2 separate regions of the Homo sapiens genome follow, and region 2 is linked to region 1. Evidence: read pairs that join two places in POLR2A ChIA-PET (ENCODE). Cell type or tissue: B cell. All regions are shown on one strand. Each heading gives the region's core, and the rest is flanking DNA. Links, peaks and the distances in the headings are about the cores only. Region 1 overlaps SIN3A (SIN3 transcription regulator family member A). Region 2 overlaps PTPN9 (protein tyrosine phosphatase non-receptor type 9).

Evidence for each region. ChIA-PET counts read pairs that join two places held together with the same protein. Peaks named below come from ENCODE experiments on the same cell type or tissue, not always from the same donor. Only the 100,000 strongest peaks of a DNase experiment are listed, where the experiment ranks them.
Region 2: POLR2A ChIA-PET joins it to region 1 with 5 read pairs; 6 of 35 experiments call an interaction of 5 or more read pairs at or near these places.

The regions. Positions count from the first base shown.
Region 1 is chr15:75,371,219-75,386,722 of GRCh38, forward strand. It overlaps SIN3A (SIN3 transcription regulator family member A), which reads right to left. Exons shown (of 21, transcript NM_001145358.2): 17 at 13,046-13,219; 18 at 10,395-10,487; 19 at 9,411-9,505; 20 at 4,447-4,654; 21 at 1-991. The coding sequence ends at 761. Among named protein-coding and RNA genes, the nearest start is that of MAN2C1, 10 kb to the left of the region's middle. In B cell, for the core only: no CTCF peak of the experiment used is centred there; a DNase peak (open chromatin) is centred at 9,763; H3K27ac peaks cover 1,272 bases.
Region 2 is chr15:75,476,080-75,491,583 of GRCh38, forward strand. PTPN9 (protein tyrosine phosphatase non-receptor type 9) reads right to left here. Exons shown (of 13, transcript NM_002833.4): 8 at 14,129-14,222; 9 at 3,769-3,835. The region is part of intron 2 of LOC105370902 (a long non-coding RNA gene); the gene reads left to right. Among named protein-coding and RNA genes, the nearest start is that of SIN3A, 32 kb to the left of the region's middle. In B cell, for the core only: no CTCF peak of the experiment used is centred there; no DNase peak of the experiment used is centred there.

The sequences.
Region 1 (15,504 bases), core at 5,593-13,592:
TGTGTGCGTGTGTGTGTCAGAGAGTAAAGCTGGTGGATGGCACTAAGGTAGACTAGTAAAGAGGCAGATACAAAACAGTTCCACGGGAGCTAAAAAGGACAACTGATTTGAACTCGTTGAGGTTGAGAACCAGAGGAGAGAAAAGGGTAGGCAGCAAGGGAATCGTCAGGAATAAAATCCACAAGATGATCAATCCCAAAGCCAAACTGCAGGTCCCAGATAAAACCTAATGGGTGATCTTAGATGTGCTCGAGTGACCAGAAAAAAAAAATCAAATCCAGCTTTTTTTTCCTTTTGTGGGGAGGGGAGAGGAGCAGTGACCATGATAGTTCCAATCCATCTGAGTATTAAGTCCTTCTCCAGTCTGTTTTGTAAATGCATCTCCATCCAGTCAAAGTGTGAACAGCATCCGGTTCCCTCATTGAAAGTTAGGCCACAGGAGACTCCAGTCTTAGCTCTGCTGGTGTGTGCAAGCAAACTGCATGTCTTTGCTTGCATGGACTTCCTTCCCCTCCAGGGCAGGCTATACCCAAAACCCTTTGGGAAAAGTTCCAGCTTCAGCTTTGTAAGGTATTCATGTTCCTAACAGGTAGCCCACTTGGTGCCAGGCTGCACCAGCCACACACAGGTCAGGTGGCCATGTCCCAGAGAGGCCCAGTGAGGCTTGAAAGGCATCTTCCTTGTTTCTTCAGTGTGTGAGTGCATAGGCCCACACACACATCCCCACACACACCCCAAGTTATCTGCTCTGGCTTTGCAGTTAAGGGGCTTTGAATACTGTGCCGTATTTGACACGATACTTGTTAATGCTCACAAAATGCAGGGTCTCTGTATCACAGGTGGTGGTACAGGGCACCAGGCCCTCCAGCCCCTCACCCATGAGCCACTTGCTGGTCTCTGCTGCCATTTCACGGGGCACATGCTCCTTGGTCCATTTATCTACCCAGGCCTGGAATCTCTGATGTAGACGCTTGCTTACACGCTCATGGGACTGCAAAACAGAAAAAAAAAATTTTATTAAATGAAGCAGAACCAAAAAAGAGCCCTTCAAATACAAAGCCTAATTTTCTTCTAAAGGAGCAAAGGAAAGATGTGGGCTCAAGTCTTAGATACCACTGTTTTTTTCTTAAAAGAAAAAAAAAAGGATTCTCTGTTTAAAGAGAAGTTAAAGAGGTAAGAACATAGAACATGTGAGGGCATGAAAATCCATAAAGCCTCCAAAGAAATGCGAACACAGGCTCTGGGCTGAAAAAGCTCGCTGTTCTCAATTTTAGCATGCGTTAGTATAACCGAGGGAATGTGTTAAAAAATACACATTTCTGACCAGGTGCAGTGACTCATGCCTGTAATCCTAGTACTCTGGGAGGCTGAGGCAGGCAGTTCGCTTGAGCTCAGGAGTTTGAGACCAGCCTGGGCAACATGGCAAAACCCCATCTCTACAAAAATACAAATAATAACTGGGCGTGGTGGCACACACCTGTAGTCCCAGCTACTTGGTAGGCTGAAGTGGGAGGATCGCTTGAGCCAGGAGGTGGAGGCTGCAGTGAGCCAAGATCGCACCACCGCACCCCAGCCTAGATGACAGAGCCAAACCCTGTCTCCAAAAAAAAAAAAAAAAAAAACCCAAAACCCCCAAAACCCACATTTCCTTGGTTTACCAATGTGCATTTTAAACCAGCAATCCAGCTGATTCTAATGTATCCTGGGTAGGACCCAGTGAGCCATTGATCACTTCTATCAGCATGGAGATCCACCTCTAAGCCAGACAGTGCAAAGCAAAGGGCTTAAAACCACTCTCCCTCCACTGTGTTACCCCACCCTGGGAAGCAGAGTCCAGGCTTGGCAGATGTTCTGCAGGGGGTTCTGTTCCCACCAACACATTCAATAAAAATTTATTGGTGTCCACATGCAAGGATACTAGAAGAGATACAAAGACAAAACTGGTGTTGCCCAGTGTCCCAAATAATGTGAATCAGAGACAGGCAGACACACAACACATAGCAAAAAAAATGAGCCAGGTGTGGTGGTGCACGCCCGTAATCCCAGCTACTCGAGAGGCTGAGACAAGAGAATCTCTTGAACCCGGGAAGTGGAGGATGCAGTGAGCTGAAATCATGCCACTGCGCTTCCCTCAGTGCCATGAGAGAAGTAGAGCAGACTCTTGAACAACACAGCTTTGAACAGCGCAGGGCCACTGATAGGCAAGTTTTCTTCCACCTCTGCCAACCCTGAGACAGCAAAAACAACCCCTCCCTTCCTCCTCCCTCTTCAGCCTACTCAACAAGATGAGAATAAGGACCCTTTATGATGAGCCACAACCACTTAATGAAGAGTAAATGTATCTTCTCTTGCTTATGACTTAACATTTTCTTTTCTCTAACTTACTTTATTGTAAGAATATACAGTATAGGCTGGGCACAGTGGCTCACGCCTGTAATCCCAGCACTTTAGGAGGCTGAAATGGGTGGGTTGTTTGAACCCTTGAGTTTGAGACCAGCCCTGGGCAACGTAAGGAGACCCCGTGTCTATTTTCATTAAAAAAAAAAAAAAGAAAGAAAAAAAGAATGCAGTATATATAATACATACAACATACAAAATATGTTGTTTATCAGTAAGCCTTCCAGTCAGTAGTAGACTATCAGTAGTTCCATTTTGGGGGAGTCAAAAATTATACACAGATTTGACTGTGCAGGGGCCAGTGCCCCAAACCCCTTGTCGTTAAAGGGTTAATTATACATTAAACTGTCTGCTCAACATCTCCCATTTGAAAGTTTTGTAGTCCTTTCAAACTTAAAACAGCACTTCATCTGTCTCCCAAACCTCATAACCCTTTCCTATTAACAGGTGAGCCCCTAAAATCTCCACTTAAGCAAAACAAAACAAACCAAAAAACCCCAAAACTAATCAGGCACCATCCTTGATGTCCTTCTTTTGCTTACCCCCACATTTGATCCAACACCATCTCTTGTCAATTAAATATCTAAATAATATCTACATCTGGGCGTGGTGGCTCACGCCTGTAATCCCAGTACTTTGGGAGGCTGAGGAGGGTGGATCACTTGAGGTCAGGTTCGAGACCAGCCTGGCCAACATGGTGAAATCCCATCTCTACTAAAAATACAAAAAATCAGCCAGGCATGGTTTGAGACACAGCGAAACTCTGTCTCAAAAATAAATGCATAAAGTCTACAATGTAATTCTTGCAATTCCACTGCCACCCTAGTAGTACGGGTGGCCCCCACATCTCATTTGGACAAGGGCACCCTTTTGAGTGGTCTCTGCTCTTCCAACTTTATATATACCCATCTCCACTGTCCTCACAGAACTCCAAGCTATCTTTGTCAAATGTCCCAGTGCATCTCAAACAAATTACAAACCATGGCCTATCATTAGACAAAGTGATGTGGCCTCTGCCTACCCTTCTAACTTCATGCAACCTTGAGCCACAATGGTGTTTGTAATTTCTTGAATATGCCAAGTCCTTTCCTCCCAGCCTTGTACTAGCTCTTTTGTCTAGAAAACACCCATCCTCTACTCTTCACCAGGCTAATTCCTTGTCATTATTCAGGCCTCAAGCATCACCTCCTTTGAGAAGCCTCCTCCAGTGAAAGCAAGGCCTGTATGCTAGTTACCCTTGATCACTTCACCTGATTTGTTTCCCTGGTAGTGCATATCATCGCATTACTTCATCTGCTCTACTTCATGGCTGTAGTCCCAGGGCCTGGCATAACACCCTATACGCAGCTGCACCAGGAAGGTTTCACAATTGAGACAGAATGTAAAGACAGGTAGGATTCATACAAGCAAAAGATCAGATACTACTTGAGATGTAAATACTGGGAGTAAATTCACCAAAAAGGTGCCACCGGGTATTTACGTGCTCTTACAGGCTGAACTGTATTCTCCTTAAAATTCTTATGTTGGCCGGGCATGGTGGCTCACGCCTGTAATGCTAGCACTTTGAGAGGCTGTGTCAGGTGAGACTCTGTCTCAAACAAACAAACAAAAAATCATACATTGAAGTCCTAGCCCCCAGTACTTCCGAATGTGACCTCATCTGGAGGCAGACACACACACACAGGTAGGAACACCATATGAAGATGAAGGCAGGGATCTACAAGCCCAGGAATGCCAAAGATTGCCAGCAAAGAACCAGAAGCTAGGAGAGGCCTAGAAGAGATTGTCCCTCACAGTCCTCAAAAGGAACCAACACTGCTGACACTTGACTTTGGACTTCTAGTCTCCACAACTTTTGTCATTTAAGCCACAGTCTGTGGTACTTTGTCACAGCATCCTTAGCAACCAACATACGTACTTCCTCAGTTAAGTCTCAGCTCCAAGAACAGGTTTGCATAAACAAAGAAAAACAATCAGAAGACTCTGGGCCTCCCCTGGTCCTAGCTAGGGTGGGAGATGTGTACAGAAATTTCAGTTACTGGTTCTCACCTGATGAGCCCGGAGCAGGGCGGTCCTCCGATACATATAGTCCTCTGATTTGATCACATACACCATCTTGTAGGAATTCAGCTTGAATCTACACTCCAGCTTATCCAGACTATCCACATTCTCCATGGTCTTCTTGCTGTTTCCTTCCTTCCCTTCCTTTTCCTGCTGCTCTCGACCACGTTGACACTTCCGGATCCGCCGTAGATTCCTATTGCAGAAAAGCCCCGGAGGATGAGAGCTCGTCCAGATGCAGATTCCCGTGACTTCCCCAAAGTGAGTTTTCTTTATTATATGCTTGCATAGTACTCATCCCAATTTGTTAAATACATACACAAATGTTCAGTTGTTTCACTGCAAAAAAAATTTCAACTGCAAAGGTACACAGAATAAAAAGCAGAAATCTTCACCCATCCCCTACTTGACTTAGCAGATGTAGCCAGTTAAGAGTTTTAATGAGAAACTTCTAGGCCTCTGTCTGTAAATTTACACATGTAATTACCAGCTACAGTTCTGCTTTGGGATTTGTTTTTAAGACAAAATAGGATCATACTATATATTTTGTCCTCAACTTTTCACTTACTGTCATGAATATTTTTTCATTTCATGATAGATTTGTCTTATTCTCTTTAACTGCTGCAGAAAAATGTACCCCAATTTACCATTCCTTAACAGTTTCTTTCAACTGAGGTTCCTCATCTGAACCACATAACAAAAATTTATTTGAATGACTATTTTTAAAAATTCCCCCAGATGATATAAACTAGTGCCATTCTACATACACAAGAAAGAAGATAATTCACATGAATGGATGCCCTGAGGGGTGGTAGGCTTGCTAAATCTCAACATCCAGTGAAAAAAGTTATCAGCTAGACAATTATATTGTTTCTCATAACTTGCTATTAAAAACACTGCTTCAGGTTGGCCACTGTGGCTCATGCCTATAATCCCAGCACTTTGGGAGGCAGGTGGATTGCTTGAGCTCAGGAGTTTGAGACTAGCCTGGGCAACATGGCAAAAACCCCTTCTCTACAAAAAAAAAAAAAAAATTAGGCAGGTGTGGTGACGTGTGCCTAGAGTCTCAGCTACTTGGGAGGCTGAGGTGGGAAGATCGTTTGAGCCCAGAAGGCGGAGGTTGCAGAAAGCCAAGATCCCACCACTGTACTATAGCCTGGGACACAGAGCCAGACACTGTCTTAAAAAAAAAAAAAAAAAAAAAAAACCAACCAGCCCAAAATATTGCTTCAGTGAGAATCTTTGTATACAAGTATTTCTGTAGACAGCAGTTCTTTGTCCAAAGGGTCCCAGGACCCTTTCAGGAGATCTGTGAGATCAAAACTATTCTCATAATAATACTAAAACATTATTTCCCTTTTTTGCTGTGTTGACATCTGCACTGGCACCATTAAAGTAATGGTGAACAAAAATGCTGGTGGTGGCGCCAAACTGTATTTGCAATATCGAACAAATTGTTACCAAATTCCAATATCAATTTGTACATCACTGAGCTTTTCATACAGTTGTCAAACTCTGTTGGTTTATCTTGTACCATCAATGAATCCATTTTACTTCCATGATTTTGCACCTTCATGCGACTGCAATTCAAGTCTTTGAACTTCACACTGACCATACAATGACATTAAGTGAAAAAAGCCAGTTTCACTTAAGAATGTTTCTGATGGGCCAGTCACAGTGGCTCATGCTTGTAATCCCAGCACTCTGGGAGGCTGAGGCAGGCAGATCACTTGAGGTCAGGAGTTTGAGACTAGCCTGGCCAACATGGGGAGACCTCATCTCTAATAAAAGTACAAAAATTAGCCGGGAGTGGTGGCGCGCACCTGTAATCCCAGCTATTCGGGAGGGTGAGACAGGAGAATCACTTGAACCTGGCTGGTGGAGGCTGCAGTAAGCCAAGATCGCGCCACTGCACTCCAGCTTGGGCAACAGAGTGAGACTCTGCCTCAAAAAAAAAAAAAGAAAAAAAAAGTTTCTGATGAAGCAGTAACATTTTCTATTAAATCCCAACCCCTCAATTTACATCTTTTTAACATGCTGTGTGATAAAATGGGAACTACACATAAAGCACCTTTGTGTGCTAAAGTACAATGGTATTCTTATAGAAAAGCACTTGAGCAATTGCTTGAGTTGTAAGTGGATCATCATTTTTACCCGAAAGAACAACTGACTAAATATAGTCAATCTCAGCCAAGTATTTGGCAGATGTTTTCTCAAAAATGAACAAGGGAGCCTATCACTTCAAGGAAAACAATGTTGCCAATGGTAAGACTGGAATTTTCAAGCAAAACTATGAATTTTGGTGAACTGGTATCAGCCACCCTGAGCTTGACAGCTTCCCAATACTTAAAGATGTGTTTGATGACCTAGCGATAGCGATATTAAATCAATGTGATTTCTTTTGGAGACACTGTAAAATATATCAACATTTAGTAGGTGTGTATAACTTATTTTCCAAATAGCCAATTGCGTAAAGTTACAAAATCATAGAGGAAAAAAAGATTCATTCATGATACAAAATAAATCAATGGATTTTTACAACTGCATGAAAAGCCCACTGATGTATAAATTGATATTCCAACTAACCTTTAAGAAACTATCACTGGGGCCGGGTGCAGTGGCTCACACCCGTAATCACAGCACTTTGGGAGGCCGAGGTGGGAGGATCACCTGAGGTCAGGAGTTCAAGACCAGCCAGACCAACATGGAGAAATCCCATCTCTACTAAAAATACAGAATCAGCCGGGCGTGGTGGCACATGCCTGTAATCCCAGCTACTCGGGAGGCTGAGGCAGGAGAATCACTTAAACCTGGGAGGCAGGGGTTGCAGTGAGCTGAGATCACACCATTGCACTCCAGCCTGGGCAACAAGAGCGAAATTCCGTCTCAAAAAAGAAAAACAAAAACAAAAACTATCACTGGTAGTTTTGTTGTCATATCAAAGAATATCCAGTTATCTGAAGGATCTGAAAATATTCCTTTTTCCAGCTACACATTTGCGTGAGGCCAGATTTTCTTCACATATTTCAATCAAACAACATACATAATGCAACAGATTGAATATAGAAGCAGACATGAGAATCCAGCTGTTCTTCTGGTAAGCCAGACACTAAACAAATTTATAAAATATAAGCAATGCCACTCTATTCACTAATTTTTGTTTTGAATTAGCTTTTCATTAAAAAATATTATTTAAGAAAATATAATAGGGATATATATATATATATATATATTTTATTTTTGAGGCAGAGTCTCACTCGGTCACCCAGGCTGGAGTGCCGTGGTGCGATCTCCACTCACTGCAACCTCCGCCTTCCGGTTCAAGCAATTCTCCTGCCTCAGCCTCCCGAGTAGCTTGGACTACAGGCGCCTGCCACCATGCCCAGCTAATTTTCTGTATTTTTAGTAGAGACAGGGTTTCACTGTGTTAGCCAGGATGGTCTCGATCTCCTGATCTCGTGATCCACAGCCTCGGCCTCCCAAAGTGCTGGAGTTACAGGCGTGAGCCACTGCGCCCAGCCCAATATTGTTATTTTTCAAATGAATTAAAGATTGAAAACATTTCTTTGTTTTTATTTCTAACTTGGTAAATATTACTAGTATAATCCATATAAACAAAAGCTTTTTGGAGTACTCATGCTCTAAGAGTGTAAGGGGTCTCAAGGCCAATAAGATGAGCCCCTTAGCTGTCAGACAAATCATTAGAAACTGAAATTCTGGAGGGAAGATTCCATACACTTCAACTACCCTGCCACCAGAACGATTATATCAATTTCCTTTTCCTCACAGTACATAAATGTGCCTCCTTCCTCATATCATGGTGAGAGACACATGATGACAGGTTTATTGTAGTATGTTATTAGCATGGAGCCTGTTTTGTTGAGAGGAACCTGACACAGAGCAACTGCTCAAATGTGTTAAATGATTCAATGAATGGAGAACCCGGCAGGGCCCTTTTTGCTGGTATCTCTTTTCCCATGTTCTCATTAGGACTCAATAAGTCTAATAACACTGGGATGATACTTTCTTGGAAACCTAAGACATAAGATTTCAATTCAAAACTTTTAGGAAGGAAGAAAGCCATTCTACCCATTTTATACTTCTTAAACTGTTTTCATATACTTGGAGGATCAGTATCACAATCTGCCTATACACAGAGGGAACATTTTTAAAATTCTGTGCAGAAAAGAGTTAATGTAGCAGGCCTAAGATTGCTATTCTTTGAAAAGCCTGCTTATAAAAGTTGGCCCTTGGCTGGGGGCTGGGATCTTGGATTTTGGGCAATGTTCTACCATTCCTTAACTCATATAAGTGTCTCACTGTACCTAAACTATTTGTACAAACTCTATAGCTTATGCTGAAAATGTGCTTTCTTTCTGAGAGTTTGGGATTTTGGTACATGCTAGGCATACAGTGCCTAGATGACTACATCTCAATAAAAATCCTGGCACAGAGTCTCTAATGAGCTGCCCTGGTAGACAGCATTTTGCATGTGTTGTCACATTCATTGTTGGAAGAATTAAGAGTGTCCTGTGTGACTCCACTGGGAGAGGATTCTAGGAAGCTTGAGCCTGGCTTCCTCCAGCTTTGCCACAGGCACCTTTTCGCTTTGCTGATTCTGCTTTGCATCTTCTCGCTGTACTAAATCAGTCTGACTATATGCAGAGTCCTGTGAGTCCTCTTCCATCGAACCATGGAGACTCTGACACACATTCCCATCCAAAGTACGGAGGTTATTGTTGATTCTCTACAACTCTCACCTCCCAGATGCTTTGACACATGCTCCAGGTAAGCTCATGTTGTGACAGCCATATAAAACCTTGAATTAGCATCCCCAGCAGATAGAACAAATGAATAAAATATGTGAAGGCCAAGAACGTGAAAGTCATTTAACTCTCCATTCCTCAATCATGCACAGTATGGACTGCTGACAGATGACATGGCTCACTCACCTGGGGAGAAATACTGGTTTCTGTGCTAGATGTTCACGAAGCTCAGGCGAGGTAGTATCTGAATTCATGTATCGCTCCACGTAGTCTGACCAGCGCTAAGATGGCAAACACAAAATACAGGTGGAAGGAAATCACAAAAACAGCTCCTAATGCATTGGGCACTCTAGTAAATTCTATGATTACAATGCCCCGAATTCATAAATTTCAAGATCAAAAAAGTCCCTTTCTATAAAGACATGATTGTTAGTAGGTATTGGAACACGGATTAAAAATTCTGTTAGCCAGCAATACTGCTAAGTTTCTGAGGTGCTAAGGTTATGAGAAGTCATAAACAGGTAGAAGCTGGCTCACTGACAAGTTTCATTTCCCCACAGAGCATTTTGTTAAAGAACAAAATTTATAGTGGCAAATGTGTGAAAGTTTCCTTCACATTACAATCTAGATTTCTGACATCGCTTAAAAAAAAAAAAAAAAAAAAAGATCTGCCAACAAGCCAACATTCCCACCAAAACAAGTCATCCCACACGACCCCCCCCAACATCATACATATGGCCTGCATCTCCTGTGTACATTATCTGCCATAACCAACTATGATAATCACACCTGTCTATTCAGGGGTTGAAAACTCTGGACTTTATCAGTCCAATAAAAAGTAAACATGACACAAAGAATCAAGATGACATGAGAAAGACCTCATTTGTTGTTTTTTATACTTTAGGAAAAAACAGGAAAGCTGCCAACCATAAGACTTCCTTAGAGGAGATAGCTTTACTAAGTGCAAGATGAGGTTAACATCTATAACCAGGCAGCCCGTCTCTTCAGCTGAAGACATGGCTGGATTGACTTGTACTTTAAGCATCCAGGTCCTGACCCTTAAACAGGCCTGAGGTGCCTTGGCCTTTTGGCAGACAGGGTCACTGGACAGACTCTCAAGGCACGCCAGCTCTGCTTGGCACCTGGGGTCTGTGATGTACTTGCTCATACCTCTGCTTCCACAGGGTCATCCGAATTCTCCTCTTCTGTGTCCAGAAGCTCAATAGTCAGCTGGACCTGGCCTTGGCTCTGAATAAACATAAGCTGCAAATAAGAAACCTAAGCGTAAACAAAAGACCGTCTCTGTAGCTGTAATCTATCTTCTCAAGGAATGAGAGGTGCAGAGGCAATAAACTTAGTAAACTTTGCTCCAACTGAAGAGATGAGGAAGATACTAGATCTTGGGTGGCCAGTGATAAAGGCAAAAGTCTACACTTACTACAAGTAAAATGAAATATATTAAAGCAAAAGGTACTATTTCATGTTTCAAACTTCTAGAATTCGCTAAAATAATAATCAATGTCAGTAAGAATGTTTTACAAAACAAATATTTTGTCAGAAAGAAATATGGCACATGTAGCCAGAACCACAAAATGTCAATGCTCTGTCCATTGGTAATCCCACTTCTAGGACGTAATAGAGGAGGTAACTATCAGAATCACATGGAGAAGGTCAGAGCCTGGAAGGAAACCTGAGAATTTTTTATTTCAACCTTCTTCATTTTACACAGAGACAAAACTGAAATTCAGAAGAGTTCTGGTTTCTCAAGGCACACCACTAATCAATATACATGCAGAGCCAGAAGCTAGATCTAGCTCAGTGTTCTTTTAAAGCTTTAAAAATTGCTCTCTGCTAGTAAAGCTTACAACCTGACAATAACATAATATATACACACACAAATACAGTTATTTCCAAAATAGATTTCGGGGTGGGGGCAGACCCTGCATTTTCACAATTTATAATTTAAGAATTGCAAAATCTGTCTCCAGTATTCATAACAGGATGTCATTAACCAGTCCCCATAGTGGGTTGGACGTCTAGGATGTTTCCAACTATTTGCTTTTATAATTATCCATTATAATGGTGAAAAATTGGAAACAACCTAAATGTCCACCAATACAGGCATTAATTCTCTAAAAAGTGAATATCAAATAGCCATAAAAAAGACAATAAAGACCCAGAAGTGTTGTTAATTGAGCAAAAATACATTAAAGACCATTTCCGGTCAGATGCAGTGGCTCACACCTGTAATCCCAGCACTTTGGGAGGCTAAGGCGGGCAGATCACTTGAGGCCAGGAGTTTGAGACAAGCCTGCCCAACATGGTGAAACCACATCTCTACTAAAAATACAAAAATTAGACCGGGTGCAGTGGCTCATGCCTGTAATCCCAGCACTTTGGGAGGCCAAGGAGGGCAGATCACCTGAGCTCAGGAGTTCAAGACCAGCCTGACCAACATGGTGAAACCCTGTCTCTACTAAACACACACACCCACACAAGCTGGCCATGGTGGCACGTGTCTGTAATCCCAGCTACTCAGGAGGCCGAGGCAGGAGAACTGCTTGAACCCAGGAGGCGGAGGTTGCAGTGAGCTGAAATAGCACCACTGCACTCCAAGCCTGGACAACCTGGACAACCTGGACAACAAGAGTGAGCCTCCATCTCGGGAAAAAAAAAAAAATTAGCTGGACATAGTGGTACATGACTGTAATCCCAGCTACTAGGGTGGCTGACGTGTGAGAATCACTTGAACTCAGGAGGCAGAGGTTGCAGTGAACCAAGATTGCGCCACTGCACTCCAGCCTGGGCAACAGTGTGTGTCCCTGTCTTAAAAAAAAAAAAAAAAAAGTTAAAGACCATTTTGTCCAGTATAAACTCTTTCAAAATATATACTCAAGCATAGAGAAGTTTAGAATCATAGAGATGTCATCAATGATAATTTCAGGAAAGAATTCTAAGGTGACTTTTTTTGGTTATCTGCATTTTATTTTCATTTTTTTGGGACAGAGTCTTGCTCTGTCACCCAGGCTGGGGTGCAGTGACGCGATCAGGCCTCACTGCAGCCTCGACCTCCCAGGCTCAAGCAATCCTTTTTTTTTTTTTTTGAGACGGAGTCTCGCTCTGTCTCCCAGGCTGGAGTGCAGTGGCGCGATCTCAGCTTACTGCAAGCTCCGCCTCCCGGGTTCACGCCATTCTCCTGACTCAGCCTCCAGAGTAGCTGGGACTACAGACGCCCACCACTACGCCCGGCTAATTTTTTGTATTTTTAGTAGAGACGGGGGCAATCCTTCTACCTCATTCTCCTGAGTAGCTGAGACTACAGGTGCACGCTACCATGCCGGGCTAATTTTTGTATTCTTGTATTTCTTGCAGAGATGGGGTTTTGCCATGTTGCCCAAGCTGGTCTCAAGTGATCCGCCCACCTCGGCCTCCCAGTGTGCTGAGATTACAAGTGTGAGCCATGTGTGCTGGGCCTATGTTTTCTTTTCTATAATGATCATGACCATGGATTTCATGTACCAACATTTTTCTAACAATAATATTTACAAAGCATACTATGAAAAATGTTCAGAGAAAAAGAATACAAAATTGTAAAAATCATATATAACTAGTTTTTTTTTTTTCTTTAAAGGCAGGAAAGAAACAAAGTAGATTGTCCAGGAAGACAATTACTTCCACTTTGTAGTTCTCTGGTGAACTCATTAAAAGGTCCAGGAGTAGAATCACAGGTCAAAGTACCCCGGCTTTAACTTCTGGTTCAGAGAATCCTAACAACTGACATTGTCACCAGCAAGGTCTTCGACTACCTGACCAACTCTCACCTTAAAGCAATTCTCATCTGACATTAGCTGCTCAGCTTTCCGCTGATACGTTGACTCCAGGAGGCTCCTTGAGTTCTGTGTGTTCAGCTGGCCTCCGGTGGCCCCATTATTATTTTCTGCCAGGTAAAGGTCAGTCACCTGCACACAGATCTCATCACTCACGATATGCTGCAGCTGGAAGCAAACAAAGGCAAGCTTTTAGTGAACACAGAAAACATTTCTCCATTATACAGTCAACGTTCCTTTGATGTAGTCATTCAACTCCAAAAAGGTTTTTCTTTTTTTGGGGGGGTGGGGGGGTGCTGGCAATTTTAGAAAATTAATCACACAAACCACTGTATCATTTTCTTGGAGAATAATCAAGCCAGGATTTTCAACCATATCAGTGGTCCATGGTAAAACTTTCCTATCTATTTAAAATAAGAACCATAGAGAACTCAGGATAATCGTACTATTTAAAATTCTAAGCATCTTTAAATAATTTTCTATAGGTCATATCTTTATTGCATTTTAAAATCATTTACAATTGGCTCTCATACATATTCTTTCTCATTTGATCTTCACAACTGCCCTGGGAAGGCAAGCTAGACAGAGAGTTGGGGCCAGTTAGGAGACAAATTTACACAATGCATCAGAAAGGTGGCTCACGCCTGTAATCCCAGCACTTTGGGAGGCCGAGGTGGGCCAATCACCTGAGGTCAGGTGTTCAAAACCAGCCTGGCTAACATGGCGAAACCCCATCTCTACTAAAAATACACAAATAGCCGGGCGTGGTGGCAGGAGCCTGTAATCCCAGCTACTTGGGAGGCTGGGGCAGGAGAATCGCTTGAACCTGGGAGATGGAGGTTGCAGTGAGCCGAGACTGCACCACTGCAAAGCTCACCGTGAGCTGGGGTGAGGAAGGGAGCCTTGGAGAATCATGAATGCAGTATCTATGTCTATATTCCCAGGCCAACTACAAAGCCTGAAACTCATTAAGTATTTAAGAAATAGCTGCTGAATTATTGCCCAGGGGTGCTCAGCTGAAGAAGGAGGGTTGGGACTAAAAGTCAAGGTTCCTGACTCCTAGCCCAATACTTTTCCAAACACATCACCTATTTTTCTGTATCTGATAGAAAGTATAGGGCTTAAGTTGTACATAAAGTTAACTCACTTTCCATACAGGCCAATCATGATTGACTATCAGTAGCTTTTGTGACAATCTTAGGAAACTAATGACTAGAAAGTTGAACGTTTCAGAGTTCCCATTCTCATGTCATGCTATTTCTATTTTGAAATAAAAATCCTTCCAAATGAAACTTTATCATCAAAATGACAGAAGTGAAAAATAGATACAAGAAGAAAGCAAAACGTTAATTTCAATATTGATTTGTCTGTTTAAAAAACTTTAAGATGATCATAACCACCAAGCCATTCTATTTTTAGGAAGACACATTCTTTTTAAGTGTTAGGAACCATGATAACTATTTATTCTTAAGTCCTAAATGACCAGTATGTGTATTAGTAGATAACTGGACACAGTGAAAGGTCAGAACGGTGACTGAGTGTGGCAGAAAGGGCAGTATCTCCAGCAACTACAGATGGATAAATAAATCACAATGAGTCCAGATAAAGGATTCTGATACAACCATTAAAATAATGCTTATGAGTACCTGATATCATGAGGAAGATTAAGATACAGTGTTTTAGGAGAAAAAAGAAAAGGTGGAAAAAAACAGATGGAAAGCATGACTTCAATCATACATACAGATGCTTCCACTTTCTACTTTCTTTTTGAGACAGAGTCTCGCTCTGTCGCCCAGGCTGGAGTGCAGTGGCATCGTGATCTTGGCTCAGTGCAGCCTCAACTTCCTGGGCTCAAGCAACCCTCCCATACCTCAGCCTCTTAAGTAGCTGGGTCTACAGGCATGTGCCACCACGCCCAGCTAACTTTTTTGTATTTTCAGAAGAGACGGGGTTTTGCCATGTTGCCCAGTCTGATCTCAAACTTCTGAGCTCAAGTGATCCACCCGCCTTGGCCTCCCAAACTGCTGGGATTACAGGCGTGAGCCACCGCCTCTACTTTATACTTTCTTGTTGAAGTAGACTGTATTACTGATTCCCCACCCATACTCTCTTTTTGGATATCTGGCCCCTCCTCGAGTCTTCAGAAAAGACAGCACTACAAATCCAGAGACAGCTACGGAACTCCCACCCCCACTGCTAAGCAGATCAGATTCTCTATCTTGCTAATTGGAGATGACAGAGAGGGTGTTCAATAGATTTTTTGAGGAGGAGCATCTGTATGGAAAGGTCTAGTAACACTGGGACCAGGGGTACTGGGAGGGCAAGCCAAAGCCTCAGAGGCTGGAGGAGCCTGGAGCACATGCCGTATGTTCATCTGCAGAGCAAAGCACAAGCATGGAGCAGAAGTCCAGAGTGAAGGCATGCAGGAGAGAAAAATCACCTCCCAGCCCAAT
Region 2 (15,504 bases), core at 4,790-12,789, 100 kb after region 1:
GCTGCATTGAGCCATGATCGTGAACCATGATCATACCACTCTGTCACCCAGCCTAGGTGACAGAGTGAGACCCTGTCTCAAAAATAAATAAATAAATAATAGCATACCATAATTTATACAGTCTATAAAGTTGATGTTGTAAGAGCTGTATTTTTTGCTATGGAAAGGTATTCACAGATACCATTAAATGAAACAAGAGATAGTATAGAAAGAGCACATTTGGTTAAATTAAAAGTTTAGTTTTGTTTTTTTTGAGACCGAGTATCACTCTGTCGCCCAGGCTGGAGTGCAGTGGCGTGATCTCAGCTCACTGAAACCTCTGCCTGCCGCGTTCAAGCGATTCTCCTACCTCAGCCTCCTGAGTAGCTGGGATTACAGGCATGCACCACTACGCTCGGCTACTTTTTGTAGTTTTAGTAGAGAGGGGGTTTCATCATGTTGGCCAGGCTGGTTTCAAATACCTGACCTCAAGTGATCTGCCCGCCTTGGCCTCCCAAAGTGCTGGGATTACAGGCTTGAGCCACCGTGCCCGGCCTGGTTAAATATTTTGTATGCCTATATCTGCATGTATGCATAGATAAAGGTCTAGGAGGAGATGCTGTAAAATGTTAACATTATCTCTGGGTCCTAGGGTTATGAGGGATTATTTTTGTTTTCTAAATGTTCTACAATGGACATGCATTACCCTAGTATACACATCAAGAAGACAGTAAGGACACCTTTTCCACATCTCTGACCCTCAGCCTCATCCACATCCTACTCTCCTGCACCACAGCAACTCTCATATACTTCATTTTCCACATTCAGACCACTGGCAGAATTGGAGTACTGAGCAGTCAGAGCATATGGTAACTCAGTTACCAGACTGGGGCTGGGCAAACTTCTCACAGGCTCAAGAGAGATACTAAGAAGGGAAAGTTGTACTTCCCAGCTTAGACCCTTTAACAGTAAACTTCTCTCAAGAAATAAAGTCAGCAGTTTATACTGACATAGGTGAAACAATCCACAGACATGGCTTGTAAAAACTTCTGAACCAAACAAACATGGGTTCAAACCCTGGTTCTGCCACTTACTAGCTGCATGGTCCAAGGTCACGTAAACTTTTGGGTTTCAGTTTGCTCATCTATAAATTAATAAACCTCCCTTGCAGAGTCTCTATAATAATTAGATAGCATTTATGCATCTGATATATAATAGGTCTTCTCAATAGATGACATCATTAATAGAAATATAGGCCAGGCGTAGTGGCTGATGCTTGTAATCCCAGCACTTTGGGAGGCCGAGGTAGGCAGATCACTTCAGGCCGGGAGTTCGAGACCAGCCTAGGCAACATGGTGAAACCCTGTCTCTACCAAAAATACAAAAATTAGCCAGGCATGGTGGCAGGTGCCTGTAATCCCAGCTACTTGGGAGGCTGAGGCAGGAGACTCGCTTGAGCCCTGGAAGTGGAAGGTGCAGTGAGCCAAGATCATGTCACTGCACTCCAGCCTGGGCGACAGAGCGAAACTCCATCTCAAAACTTAATTAATTAATTAATTAAAAATAAAGAAGTTGCAGACATTATGATATTTTATTCCTAAATACTTGAGCACTTACTAGGAAAACAAGGACCTCCTCCTATAGAACATTACCATTATCACCTTAAGCATACATTAAACATGGATACAATGTTGGCTAAAAAAAATCTCCAATTGTCTCAATAGTTTGTCTTCAATAGATTTTTTTCTCCCAGTTGAGGATCTAATCAGATACTCTTTTTTTTTTTTTTTTTTTTTTTTTGAGACAGAGCCTTCCTCTGTCGCCCAGGCTGGAGTGCAATGGCGCAGTCGCAGTCCACTGCAACCTCTGCCTCCCAGGTTCAAGCAATTCTCCTGCCTCAGCCTCCCGAATAGTTGGGACTACAGGCACCCACCACCACACCTAGCTAATTTTTGTATTTTTAGTAGAGACGGTGTTTCACCATATTGGCCAGGCTGGTTTGGAACTCCTGACCTTGTGATCCGCCTGCCTCGGCCTCCCAAAGTGCTGGGATTACAGGCATGAACCACCACGCCTGGCCGATCCTCTTTTTTTTTTTCTTTTTGAGCGCAATCTCTGCTCGCTGCAACCTCCGCCTCCTGGGTTCAAGCGATTCTCCTGCCTCAGCCTCCCAAGTAGCTGGGATTACAGGCATGTGCCACCACGCCCGGCTAATTTTGTATGTTTAGTAGAAACGTGGTTTCTCCATGTTGGTCAGGCTGGTCTCGAACTTCCAACCTCAGTTTATCCACCTGCCTCGGCCTCCCAAAGTGCTGGGATTACAGGTGTGAGCCATTGTGACTGGCCCTTTAATTTATTTATTTTTGAGACAGGATCTTGCTGTGTCAGCCAGGCTGGAGTGCAGTGGCACGATCTCGGCTCAGAGCAACCTCTGCTTCCTGGGCTCAAGTGATACTCCCCCCTCAGCCTCCCAAAGTACTGGAGTTACAGGCGTGAGCCACTGTGCCTGGCCATGGTTCTCTTTAGTCTCCCTTTAATCTAGAACAGTTCTCTGCCTTTTTGTTTTTTATGGCATTAACTTTGGAGAGTCTGAGCCAGTTTTCTTATAGTATGTCCCACAATCTGGATTGTTTCCCATGACTAGATTCAGATTTTAAAACTGGCAATACACAATGCAGGTGATATTCATTTCTCAATGCATCATATCAGGAGGTGTACATAATGTCCCTTTGTCCTTTACTGGTGATACTAAGTTTGATCACTTGATTAAGGAGGTATCCACCGTATCTTGCTCTGCAGTGGTCAAAGGGCCTTACGCCCATCTGATGGTCTGTTGTCTTTCTGTATTATGATTTCCTCCTACCATCTTTGAAAGTGACATGATATTCTTGAGATGGAGAGGCCAGGTCAGGAAGAGTACTAGGATCATAGGAACATTTATAGAAACTCCACCTGAAATCCTCCTAGAGGCTGGGCATGGTGGCTCACGCCTGTAATCCCAACACTTTGGGAGGCCGAAGCGGGCAGATCACGAGGTCAGGAGTTCGAGACCAGCCTGTCCAACATGGTGAAACCCAGTCTCTACTAAAAATACAAAAATTAGCCGGGCGTGGTGGCACACACCTGTAGTCCCAGATACTCAGGAGGCTGAGGCAGGAGAATCACTTGAACCCGGGAGGTGGAGGTTGCAGTGAGTGGAGGTCGTACCACTGCACAATAGCCTGGGCGACACAGCAAGCCTCCATTTCAAAGGAGAAAAAAAAATGAGAAATCCTCCTAGAGCTCAGTATTCCACTGTCAGACTTATTAGCACATACTATCTATGTCAGAACATTTGCTGGAGTGCTCTGTGATGGTATAGGAACCAGCCTAGGCCTATTAGGACAGCAATACTCATTCCTAGATTGGACTCAATCTCTGGGAAGTCCACTGCTATTCTTGGCCTCTCACTAGACAGGAAGAGCATGAAGAGCTCACTGGCTGATGCATTCTGATGCCCTACACCCTTGCCAATACTAAGAAATAGCCCCAAAACTTGCAGGCAGTAGTGTTATGTGTTTAAATCTCCAGTTTATCTCTATGCGGTGAGTTTCCAGGCACACCTGGTACAGAAACCCCAAACTACTTATTTGCTTTTCTCAACCACCACCCATCTTTATAAAAGGCCAGGATCTAGTGGCCAAAACCTCCACTCAAGTTACCATTCGTTTAAAAATTATGCTATCATTTGGCACAAGGAATCATAAGTAGATGGCACAAAATCAACATGGGAGGGACGGACCAGCTTACCTTGTGTGCCAATGTAAGCATTCTTCTGCTTGTAGCCATCCATGAAACTGGCATTGATGTAATCTGTCTAATGATAAAAAGGAGACATCACTATAGCTACACAGAATACACCATTTGGGTCATAAAATGATGTACTCAGTAAGTAAAACCCAAGGTGTGAATATTCTCTTCTTGTTGAGCAGAAAATGAGGAGTGAAATGGCCAGCTCAAACCCTCACTTCAATAAATGGTGCTGGGACAAGTAGATATCTACATGCATAAAAATCAAGCTGACTCCTTCCTCACACTGTAAAACTGACTCAAAATGTATCACAGACCAAATGTAAGGGATTAAAACTATTAAAACTCTCAGAATAAAATATAAGAGTAAATCTTTGTGACCTTGGGTTAGGCAAAGCTTTCACAGATATGATACCAAAGGCGTAAGTGACAAAAGAAAAGAGATAAATTGGACTATATTAAAATTAAAAACTTATGCCAGGCGCGGTGGCTCACGCCTGTAATCCCAGCACTTTGGGAGGCCGAGGAGGGTGGATCACGAGGTCAGGAGATCGAGACCATCCTGGCTAACACGGCGAAACCCTGTCTCTACTAAAAATACAAAAAAGGTCTCTTCCGTGAGGAGCGCAGAGGAGGTCGCGGCGCCGGAGGCCCCAGAAGGCTCGAAGGCGCCGCGGGCTGGGGTCGGTGGCTTAGGGAGCCCGTCCGGCCATGGTGGCCGCGGGTGGTGGTTGGCGCGGCTGCGCTGCGGCCTGGGGCAGTGCGGAGCCGGGACAGTCGCGGCGCTGACGCCCGCGGGCCCCAGCTGCAGATATGAAGCGGAGCCGCTGCCGCGACCGACCGCAGCCACCGCCGCCCCACAGCCGGGAGGATGGAGTTCAGCGGGCAGCGGAGCTGTCTCAGTCTTTGCCGCCGCGCCGGCGAGCGCCGCCCGCGAGGCAGCGGCTGGAGGAGCGGACGGGCCCCGCGGGGCCCGAGGGCAAGGAGCAGCCGCCTGCCTTGGCCTCCCAAAGTGCCGAGATTGCAGCCTCTGCCCGGCTGCCACCCCGTCTGGGAAGTGAGGAGTGTCTCTGCCTGGCCGCCCATCGTCTGGGATGTGAGGAGCCCCTCTGCCTGGCTGCCCAGTCTGGAAAGTGAGGAGCGTCTCCGCCCGGCCGCCATCCCATCTAGGAAGTGAGGAGCGCCTCTTCCCAGCCGCCATCACATCTAGGAAGTGAGGAGCGTCTCTGCCCGGCCGCCCATCGTCTGAGATGTGGGGAGCGCCTCTGCCCCGCCGCCCCATCTGGGATGTGAGGAGCGCCTCTGCCCGGCCGAGACCCCCTCTGGGAGGTGAGGAGCGTCTCTGCCCGGCCGCCCCGTCTGAGAAGTGAGGAGACCCTCTGCCTGGCAACCACCCCGTCTGAGAAGTGAGGAGCCTCTCCGCCCGGCAGCCACCCCATCTGGGAAGTGAGGAGCGTCTCCGCCGGGCAGCCACCCCGTCCGGGAGGGAGGTGGGGGGGGGTCAGCCCCCGGCCCGGCCAGCCGCCCCATCCGGAGGAGGTGGGGGGTCAGCCCCCCCGCCCGGCCAGCCGTGCCATCCGGGAGGGAGGTGGGGGGGTCAGCCCCCCGCCTGGCCAGCCGTGCCGTCCGGGAGGAGGTGGGGGGGTCAGCCCCCCACCCGGCCAGCCGCCCCGTCCGGAGGTGAGGGGCGCCTCTGCCCGGCCGCCCCTACTGGAAGTGAGGAGCCCTCAGCCCGGCCAGCCACCCCGTCCGGAGGGAGGTGGGGAGGTCAGCCCCCGCCCGCCAGCCGCCCGTCCGGGAGGGAGGTGGGGGGTCGCCCCCCGCCCGGCCAGCCGCCCCGTCCGGGAGGGAGGTGGGGGGGGTCAGCCCCCCCGCCCAGCCAGCCGCCCTGTCCGGGAGGTGAGGGGTGCCTCTGCCCGGCCGCCCCTACTGGGAAGTGAGGAGCCCCTCTGCCCGGCCAGCCGCCCCGTCCGGGAGGGAGGTGGGGGGGGGTCAGCGCCCCTGCCTGGCCAGCCGCCCCTCCGGGAGGTGAGGGGGCGCCTCTGCCCGGCCGCCCCTACTGGGAAGTGAGGAGCCCCTCTGCCCGGCCACCACCCCGTCTGGGAGGTGTGCCCAACAGCTCATTGAGAACGGGCCAGGATGACAATGGCGGCTTTGTGGAATAGAAAGGGGGGAAAGGTGGGGAAAAGATTGAGAAATCGGATGGTTGCCGTGTCTGTGTAGAAAGAAGTAGACATGGGAGACTTTTCATTTTGTTCTGCACTAAGAAAAATTCCTCTGCCTTGGGATCCTGTTGATCTGTGACCTTACCCCCAACCCTGTGCTCTCTGAAACATGTGCTGTGTCCACTCAGGGTTAAATGGATTAAGGGCGGTGCAAGATGTGCTTTGTTAAACAGATGCTTGAAGGCAGCATGCTCCTTAAGAGTCATCACCAGGCCGGGCGCGGTGGCTCACGCCTGTAATCCCAGCACTTTGGGAGGCCGAGGCGGGCGGATGACGAGGTCAGGAGATCGAGACCATCCTGGCTAACACGGTGAAACCCCGTCTCTACTAAAAATACAAAAGATTAGCCGGGCGTGGTGGCGGGCGCCTGTAGTCCCAGCTACTCGGGAGGCTGAGGCAGGAGAATGGCGTGAACCCGGGAGGCGGAGCTTGCAGTGAGCCGAGATCGTGCCACTGCACTCCAGCCTGGGCGACAGAGCGAGACTCCGTCTCAAAAAAAAAAAAAAAAAAAAAAAAAAAGAGTCATCACCAATCCCTAATCTCAAGTAATCAGGGACACAAACACTGCGGAAGGCCGCAGGGTCCTCTGCCTAGGAAAACCAGAGACCTTTGTTCACTTGTTTATCTGCTGACCTTCCCTCCACTATTGTCCCATGACCCTGCCAAATCCCCCTCTGTGAGAAACACCCAAGAATTATCAATAAAAAAATAAATTAAAAAAAAATACAAAAAAATAGCTGGGCGTGGTGGCAGGCGCCTGTAGTCCCAGCTACACGGGAGGCTGAGGCAGGAGAATGGCATAAACCCGGGAGATGGAGCTTGCTGTGAGCTGAGATCGTGCCACTGCACTCCAGCCTGAGCGACAGAGCGAGACTCTGTCTCAAAAAAAAAAAAAATTCATTCATCATCAGCCATCATGGAAATGCAAATCCATACCACGAGATACTAATTTATACCCACTAGGATGGCTACAGATATCAAAGATAGATAATACTGTTGGCAAGGATGTGGAAAAACTGAAACCCTCATACATGTGTAAACCCTCCTTATACATGGCTAGTGGTAATGTAAAATGCTGCAGTTACTTTAGAAAACAGTCTGGTTGTTCCTGAAAAGATTAAACAGTTACCATATGACCCAGCAATTCCACTCCTTAGCAAAATAACATAGGTGCATACAAAAACTTATACATAAATATCCATAGCAGCATTATTCGTAATAGCCAAAAATGGAAACAACTCAAATGTCCTTCAACTGATAAATGAATAAAAGTGGTATATCCATACAATGGAATATTATTTGGCAGTAAAAAGCAGTGATGTGATGATACATGCTATGACATGGATGGACCTAGAAAACATTATGCTAAATGATAGAAGCCAGACACAAAAAGCTACATAGTCTAGGATTCTCTTTGTATGAGATCCCTAGAACAGGCAAATCTATGGAGATAGGAAATAAATCAGAGTGGGTTAGAGGGAAATAGGTAGCGACTGCCAAGGGTGTGAGGTTTCTTTGGGAAATGAAAAAAATGTTCTAAAGTTGTTTGTGGTGATGGTGGCACAACTCTGTGAATATACTAATAGCCATTGACTTATATACTTTAAATAGGTAAATTGTATGGTATGTGAACTGTTGGAGGCCGAAAGAATGAGGGTCATGATCAACTCAGTATACCACTGGAGGCTACATGAGCAAAAAGGAAACTGTTCTCATGAAAGCAGGATGTTGGCAAACTGACAAACTGCATCTGCCGCCCAGAAGGAATGCTGAGGGCAGTCACGACCCAGGCACAAGTGTTTCTTGTAGTTAGGCACATCTGAAGCCTGTTAGCAATAATGTGTACCTGTGATCAATTAAGCAGCTGACCAATCGTTACCTCCTCCTCCCTGCTCTTGGTACCCAATAAATACAAAGGGCTGTAGAAGCTCAGGGCTGCCTTTGCTCACTAGAAGCAGGGAGTTCTCTTCTTCCCCATGTTACCCTTCCTTTAGAATAGTTATTTTTGTCTTAAGTTTTCATTGCTATGTTTATCCCCCTTCATTCAGTCTCCTAATGACGGTCTCAAGTAATAACAATAGTAACTGCCCTAGTGACATCTCAAGCAGTAATTGTGGCAGTCTGCCAGAGTGAACTATATAACTCAATAGAAACTGTTATTTACAAGAAAAGGGTCCATCAAGACTTGCAACACTGTAGCACAGGACCAAATGAGAGGCAAGGCAAGCAAGTAGGAACACCTGGTCCATCCTGCCACACACAAAAGGCAAAATATGAATGGAGAAGAAATAAAGCTACATCTCATACTTAGGACCATCAACAGACGAGCCAAACACCTGGACTCCATTATTACCTGAATTAATGCAAAGCAACTTCCAGTCAAATTCAAAGGCATCTCAATGAACAGCTCCTGACTACCTCTCTTCCAGGGTATTCTCCCACCTCCTAATGTCCTCAGTCTTAATTACTTCAACATCATTTTTTATAAATACCTACTCAAAAGATCCTTTGATCCAGGCTGATAAAAGAGAAACATCAATCAGCTGCAGTTTTATGTTATAGTATAACTAGTTGGGAGTTGAATGGATAGAAGCAGTGGAATGGATAAGGGAAGGTGTGAAGGGTTACAGAAGGACAAAAGAAAAGTTTCAATAGCAAACTAGGGAAAACTCATAACCCACTGCATTACAGAGAGGTCAGACTGACTCTTTCCTCAACCTATCACTCGTTCTCCTGTGGGTCCTATCACTGGGTGGGCAGTCTGAACTGTCAGTATCCCATAGCTAACCTCCTAAGATATCTCCACCTCATGGTCAAACCCATGTTACTTGGATTTGTGTTCATTAGCCAGTCAGTCTACCAATTTATCACTCTACTATTTATTTAGTCAAGAGTTTCCTCCTTAGAAACTGTTTCTTTGACTAAATAAATAGTGGAGTGATAAACTCGGAGTTTTCCCTCCCATAGCAGCTAGTATTGACCTCATACGATTACTGTCCTACCCTGACTCAGACAACTTCACTGAGCTAATAGACCACCTGCAGCAGACCCAGCATGCTAAAAGCCTCACTCACTTCCAAACAGGCTTCTCAATCCAGGGTGCACCCAGTCAGCCAAAGCCCATCCTCTACTCAACCTGGCACATGCAAATGGTATACCCACTCGAGGACCAAGGGGAGAAGGTATGGAAAAGCACAAAAGATTTACCTAGTATATGCCAGTCAGCATTAGTAAGAACATAAGGAGGAACTAACTTCATGCTTTGAAAAGAATTGTCACTTCTTTTTTTTTTTTTTTTTTTTTTTTTGAGACGGAGTCTCGCTCTGTTGCCCAGGCCGGACTGCGGACTGCAGTGGCGCAATCTCGGCTCACTGCAAGCTCCGCTTCCCGGGTTCACGCCATTCTCCTGCCTCAGCCTCCCGAGTAGCTGGGACTACAGGCGCCCGCCACCGCGCCCGGCTAATTTTTTGTATTTTTTTAGTAGAGACGGGGTTTCACCTTGTTAGCCAGGATGGTCTTGATCTCCTGACCTCATGATCCACCCGCCTCGGCCTCCCAAAGTGCTGGGATTACAGGCGTGAGCCACCGCGCCCGGCCGAATTGTCACTTCTTTAAAGAAGACATTATTTCTTTATAACTAAGAATTACCAGCTTTAGCACTGGTCTCTGAGCTGATTTTTAATTCCCAGGGAATTAAATTTTTAATTTCAGCAACTTCGGAAGAATCACTGGATATTAAAACTGAAGGCCGGGCGCAGTGGCTCACGCCTGTAATCCCAGCACTTTGGGAGGCCAAGGCGGGCAGATCACGAGGTCAGGAGATCAAGACCATCCTGGCTAACAAGGTGAAACCCCATCTCTACTAAAAATACAAAAAATTAGCTGGGTGTGGTGGCGGGCGCCTGTAGTCCCAGCTACCTGGGAGGCTGAGGCAGGAGAATGGCACGAACCCGGGAGGTGGAGGTTGCAGTGAGCCGAGATCGCACCACTGCACTCCAGCCTGGGCGACAAAGCGAGACTCCAACTCAAAAAAAAAAAAAAAAACAAAACTGAAAATGACCCAGAGATAAAGTATACACTTGGGGGAAAATTGGAATAGCAGGAAGAACAAACCCGGAACACTATGTTGTGAGCCATTGCTATAGACTGATCATTTGTGTCCCCCATAACTTCAAATGTGTAATCCCAACCCCAGACCCTCAATGTAATGGTATTAGGAGATGGGGCCTTTAGACAGGTGATTAGGACCATGAGGACAGAGCTCTCACAAATGGGATTAGTGCCCTTATAAGACAGAAGAGTTCTGAAGTGCTCCCTCACCCCTTCCCCTTCTGCCATGTGAGGATGCAATGAGTAGACAGTGGTCTATGAACCAAGAAAGGGGCCCTCACCAGACCCCAAATCTGCCAGCACGTTGATCTTGGACTTCCCAGACTCCACAATAGTGAGAAATAAATTTCTGTTGTTTATAAGCCATCCTGCATGTGGTATTTTTGTTACAGCAGCCCAAACAGATTAAGGCAGCCATGTTCAACAGAAACTGGGACTAATAGCTTTAAAATTCCAGAAGCAAATCAAGTAAACAATTCACTAAAAAACCTGAATCCTCCAAATAACAAGGTATTGTATACTTGAAAATTGCGGACAGCATATTTTAAGTGTTTTCACCACAAAACAAGGTAAATATGTGAAGTAATGCATATGTGGTGTTTTTTTTTTTTTTTTTTTTGAGACGGAGTCTTTGCTCTGTTGCCCAGGCTGGAGTGCACTGGTGCGATCTCGGCTTACTGCAAGCTCCGCCTCCCAGGTTCATGCCATTCTCCTGCCTCGGCCTCCCGAGTAGCTGGGACTACAGGCGCCCACCACCACACCTGGCTAATTTTTTGTATTTTTTAGTAGAGACGGGGTTTCACCGTGTTAGCCAGGATGGTCTCGATCTCCTGACCTTGTGATCTGCCCGCCTCGGCCTCCCAAAGTGCTGGGATTACAGGTGTGAGCCACCGTGCCCGGCAAAGTAATGCATATATTAACTAGCTTGACTTAGTGTCTCTGCAATCCATACATATTTTAAAATATTATATTGTATACCATAAATATATACAATTTCTATCAATTAAAATTTAAAAACAACTAAATGTCAGAAAACAGAATGGAAAAATAGCCCCATAGGTGGAAATTCCATGAGAGTGTTAAGTCCCCAAAGCTAAGTAAATAATTTTTTTTTTTTTGCTTTCGGCCCGCAAAGTAAATAATGTCAAAAAAACTAAAAACTAAAATCAAAATAAAATAAAAAAAAAGCCTAAATACTCCATTTACTATAAAAATAAAGCCTCCGCTAATGTTTCAGTAAGGAGAGGGACTACAAATCAGACAATGATCTTCATATTAACCACAGGATGATTAGAAGAATCTCCCAGTACACTAAGATTCACTCATTCACAAATATGTCCTGAGTGTCTGATATGTGGCAGGCACTGTTCTAGGTACTGGAGACAGGGAAGTCAACAAAATGGATAAATACAGGTATCTCTGACTCCAGAGCCCCAACTCAACCACTGTACTCCACTCCTTCAGGGCATATACGATGATGATCTCAGCAGTACTGATGAATTTACCCTCCAGCCAGCCAGTCTCTTAGCTCAAATGCTCCTGCAGGAAAATCTTCTCCAAGGGTCCTGGATAGGACTGTGAATTCAGTTTATGTGCTTGAAACAACAGGGACAAGAGAGTTGGAAACCATGATCCTGGGGTCCCAACCCACATGTCATATATGCCCAAATACAAGGCAGTAAGTTTTCCAAAAATTATTCCCCAGAAAGAGAAGGGATATAACAAGTCCTTATAATGTGTGTCATGTTAAAGAGGTACTATTTAAATTACTTTACTGTGTGTCATGTTAAAGAGGCACTATTTAAATTACTTTACTTTGCCGGCGCAGTGGCTCATGCCTGTAATCCCAGCACTTTGGGAGGCTGAGGCAGGCGGATCACCCCAGGTCAGGAGTTCAAGACCAGCCTGACCAAAATGATGAAACCCCGTATCTACTAAAAATACAAAAATTAGCCGGGCATGGTGGCATGCACCTGTAATCCCAGCTACTCGGGAGGCTGAGAAAGGATAATTGCTTGAACCCAGGAGGTGGAGGTTGCAGTGAGCTGAGATTGCGCCATTGCACTCCAGCCTGGACAACAAGAGCGAAACTCTGTCTCAAAATAAATAAATAAATAAAAATAAAATAACTTTACTTTGAACAACCTCAGTCAATGCTGGGTTTTTTTTTTTTATGAGATCACCTAACAAAATTGGGTTTTTCGGAGATATCACCTAATAAAATTGGTATATCAGAAGGGAAAAAAAGGAAGATAATAATAATTTAGTCATTCATCTCAAAATTCTAAGGTTGGATGTTGCTGTAAACAAGTTATATTAAAAAGGAATTATGGCCAGGCACACCGGCTCATGCCTGTAATCCCAGCACTTTGGGAGGCCAAGGTGAGAGGATTGCTTGAGCCCAGGAAGAACTTAGGCAACACAGCGAGACCCTAGGTCTACAAAAATAAAATTAAAAAAAATCAGCCATGTGTAATGGCGTGTGCCTGTAGTCTCAGCTACTTGGGAGGCAGAGGTGGGAGGATCGCTTGAGCCCAGGAGTTCAAGGGTGCAGTGAGCTACGATCAAGTCACTGCACTCAAGCCTGGGTGACAGAGTGAGACCCTGTCTCAATTTTCTGTTTTTTAAGGATTTTACAAAGGAATAAGTGAATGAATCATATTATAGGGGATGCATAAGATGCAGGATGAATTAAAAAACCAACTTGTCCTGGCCGGGCCTAGTGGCTCATGCCTGTAATCCCAGCACTTTGGGAGGCCGAGACGGGCGGATCACGAGGTCAGGAGATCGAGACCATCCTGGCTAACATGGTGAAACCCCGTCTCTACTAAAAACACAAAATATTAGCCGGGCGTGGTGGTGGGCACCTGTAGTCCCAGCTACTCGGGAGGCTGAGGCAGGAGAATGGCGTGAACCTGGGAGGTGGAGCTTGCGGTGAGCCAATATTGCGCCACTGCACTCCAGCCTGGGGGACAGAGCAAGACTCCGTCTCAAAAAAAAAAAAAAAAAAAAAAAATTTGTCCTAATGTTACCCTAACAGATTTTCCTGGTTTAGGATAAAATTTCCAGTCACAATGCCACACACTTAAAAGTAAATAAAGATGTTGTACTCTGGAAAACCTTGTTAGACTGACTCAAAAATTGGCCTGTAATTCCAGCACTTAGGGAGGCTGAGGCAAGAGGATTGTTTGAGCACAAGAGTTCAAGACCAGACTAGGCAACATAGTGAGAACTTGTCTCTACAAAAGTATTTAAAAATTAGCCATGTATGTGGCACACACCTGTGGTCTCAGCTACTTGGGAGGCTGAGGTACAAGAATCACTTGAGCCCAGGAGGTCAAGGTTGCAGTGAGCTGTGATCACTGTACCTAGCCTGGGCAATAAAGCAAGACCTTGTCTTGAGGGAGAAAAAAAAAAGTGGCTCAAATGTGACAAAGACACTAAAGTTAAAGGTGTATGTAAAGTGTTTGAATAAAATGTTCATTAAATATCTCTGTTAATAGATTACATATGAGGCTTTTAACATGTAGATATAATCAAATTAATATATTAAATAATATAGTCATTTGACCATTTCATCTCTATCCCTAGACATTTATGTATACATAAGTTGTCCACAATTTCCTCAGATACAGATGGAGAAATCAGAGGTCACTTATAATCAAAGTTGCTTTGTATTGATGCATATATACTCACCAAAGGAATTGCACTATATGACCATGACTTTACAACTAAGGAGTAAAATGATAAATAATTTAACATCTATGAAGCACCTACAATACAACAGACCTTGCACTATCAGCATTCACATAAAGAATTTCATTTAATTTCCACTCAATACTGTGAGATGGGCATTTGAGGACTTGCCTATGGTCACAGACTAGTATGTAGCAAAATATAAACTCAAACCTAATCTCTCTGGCCTCGGAGTCTACTTTCATTCTACCGAAGTATTAGTAAGCTTCACTTTGGAAGAAGCTCTATTTCCCCCAGTGCACCTAAAAAGATTACATTTATCTGTCTACCTGAGTATGGCCACTTCGCTTTGTTAGCTTCACTCTAGTTTGGTCCAGGCAGGGTACATCCCCATAACGGTTTTTCTCTAGGTTTCCTGGAGACCTGAAGGAAACGAAACAAACAAGCAAGAATAAAGAAAAAGTGGGGACAGTATGTATGTACAAAATCTGACCATGCTAAAGGGGTGTCAATTACTCTTAGGGGTGGAGACATGGAAGCTTTTCAATTTCTAGCCCATACAGTTCCATATCATTTAACATTTTTTGTGGTAAGTACATACTACTTCTAAAAGTAAACATATCTCCATTCAAAAGAGAGAGGGAGACCAGGCATGGTGGCTCACACCTGTAGTCCCAGCACTTTGGGAGGCAGGAGGATTGCTTGAGGCCAGGAGTTCGTGAGCAGTCTGGGAAATGTAATGAGAGCTTATCTCTTTTTTTTTTGAGACGGAGTCTCGCTCTGTTGCCCAGGCTGGAGTGCAGTAGCGTGATCTCGACTCACTGCAAGCTCTACCTCCTGGGTTCACGCCATTCTCCTGCTTCAGCCTCCTGAGTAGCTGGGACTACAGGCTCCCGCCACCACGCCCAGCTAATTTTTTTGTATTTTTAGTAGAGACGGGGTTTCACCATGTTAGCCAGGATGGTCTCGATCTCCTGACCTCATGATCTGCCCGCCTCGGCCTCCCAAAGTGTTGGGATTACAGGCATGAGCCACTGCGCCCTGCCTAATGAGAGGTTATCTCTAGAGAGAAGTCAAAAAATTAGCCGGGCATCATGGCACACACCTGTACTCCTAGCTGCTCAGGAGTCTAAGGTGGGAGGACGGCTTCAGCCCAGGAAGTCAAGGCTGCAGTGCGCTATGACAGCGCCACTGCACACCAGCCTGGGTGACGGAGAGAAACCCTGACTTAAAAAAAAGAGAAGCTGGGTGTGGTGGCTCATGCCTGTAATCCCAGCACTTTGGGAGGCCAAGGCGGGTGGATCACCTGGGGTCAGGGGTTCAAGACCAGACTGGCCAAGATGATAAAACCCTGCCTTTACTAAAAATACAAAAATTAGCCAGGTGTGATGGCACACACCTGTAATCCCAGCTACTCAGGAGGCTGAGCCAGGAGAATCGCTTGAACCTGGGAGGTGGAGGATGCAGTGAGCCAACATCACACCACTGCACTCCAGCCTGAGTGACAAAGCAAGACTTTATCTCAAAAAAAAAAAAAAATAATTAAATTTAAAAACAGAGAGAAGGAGTGGGGATGGGAGTCCCAAATGGCCAAGGCAGAAATTGGTACTAAGAAGTGGGGTGCTTCTGTAACAAATAACTAAAAATGTGGAAGCAGCTTTGGACCTGGGTAATGGACAGAGCTGATAGAATTTGGAAGTACATG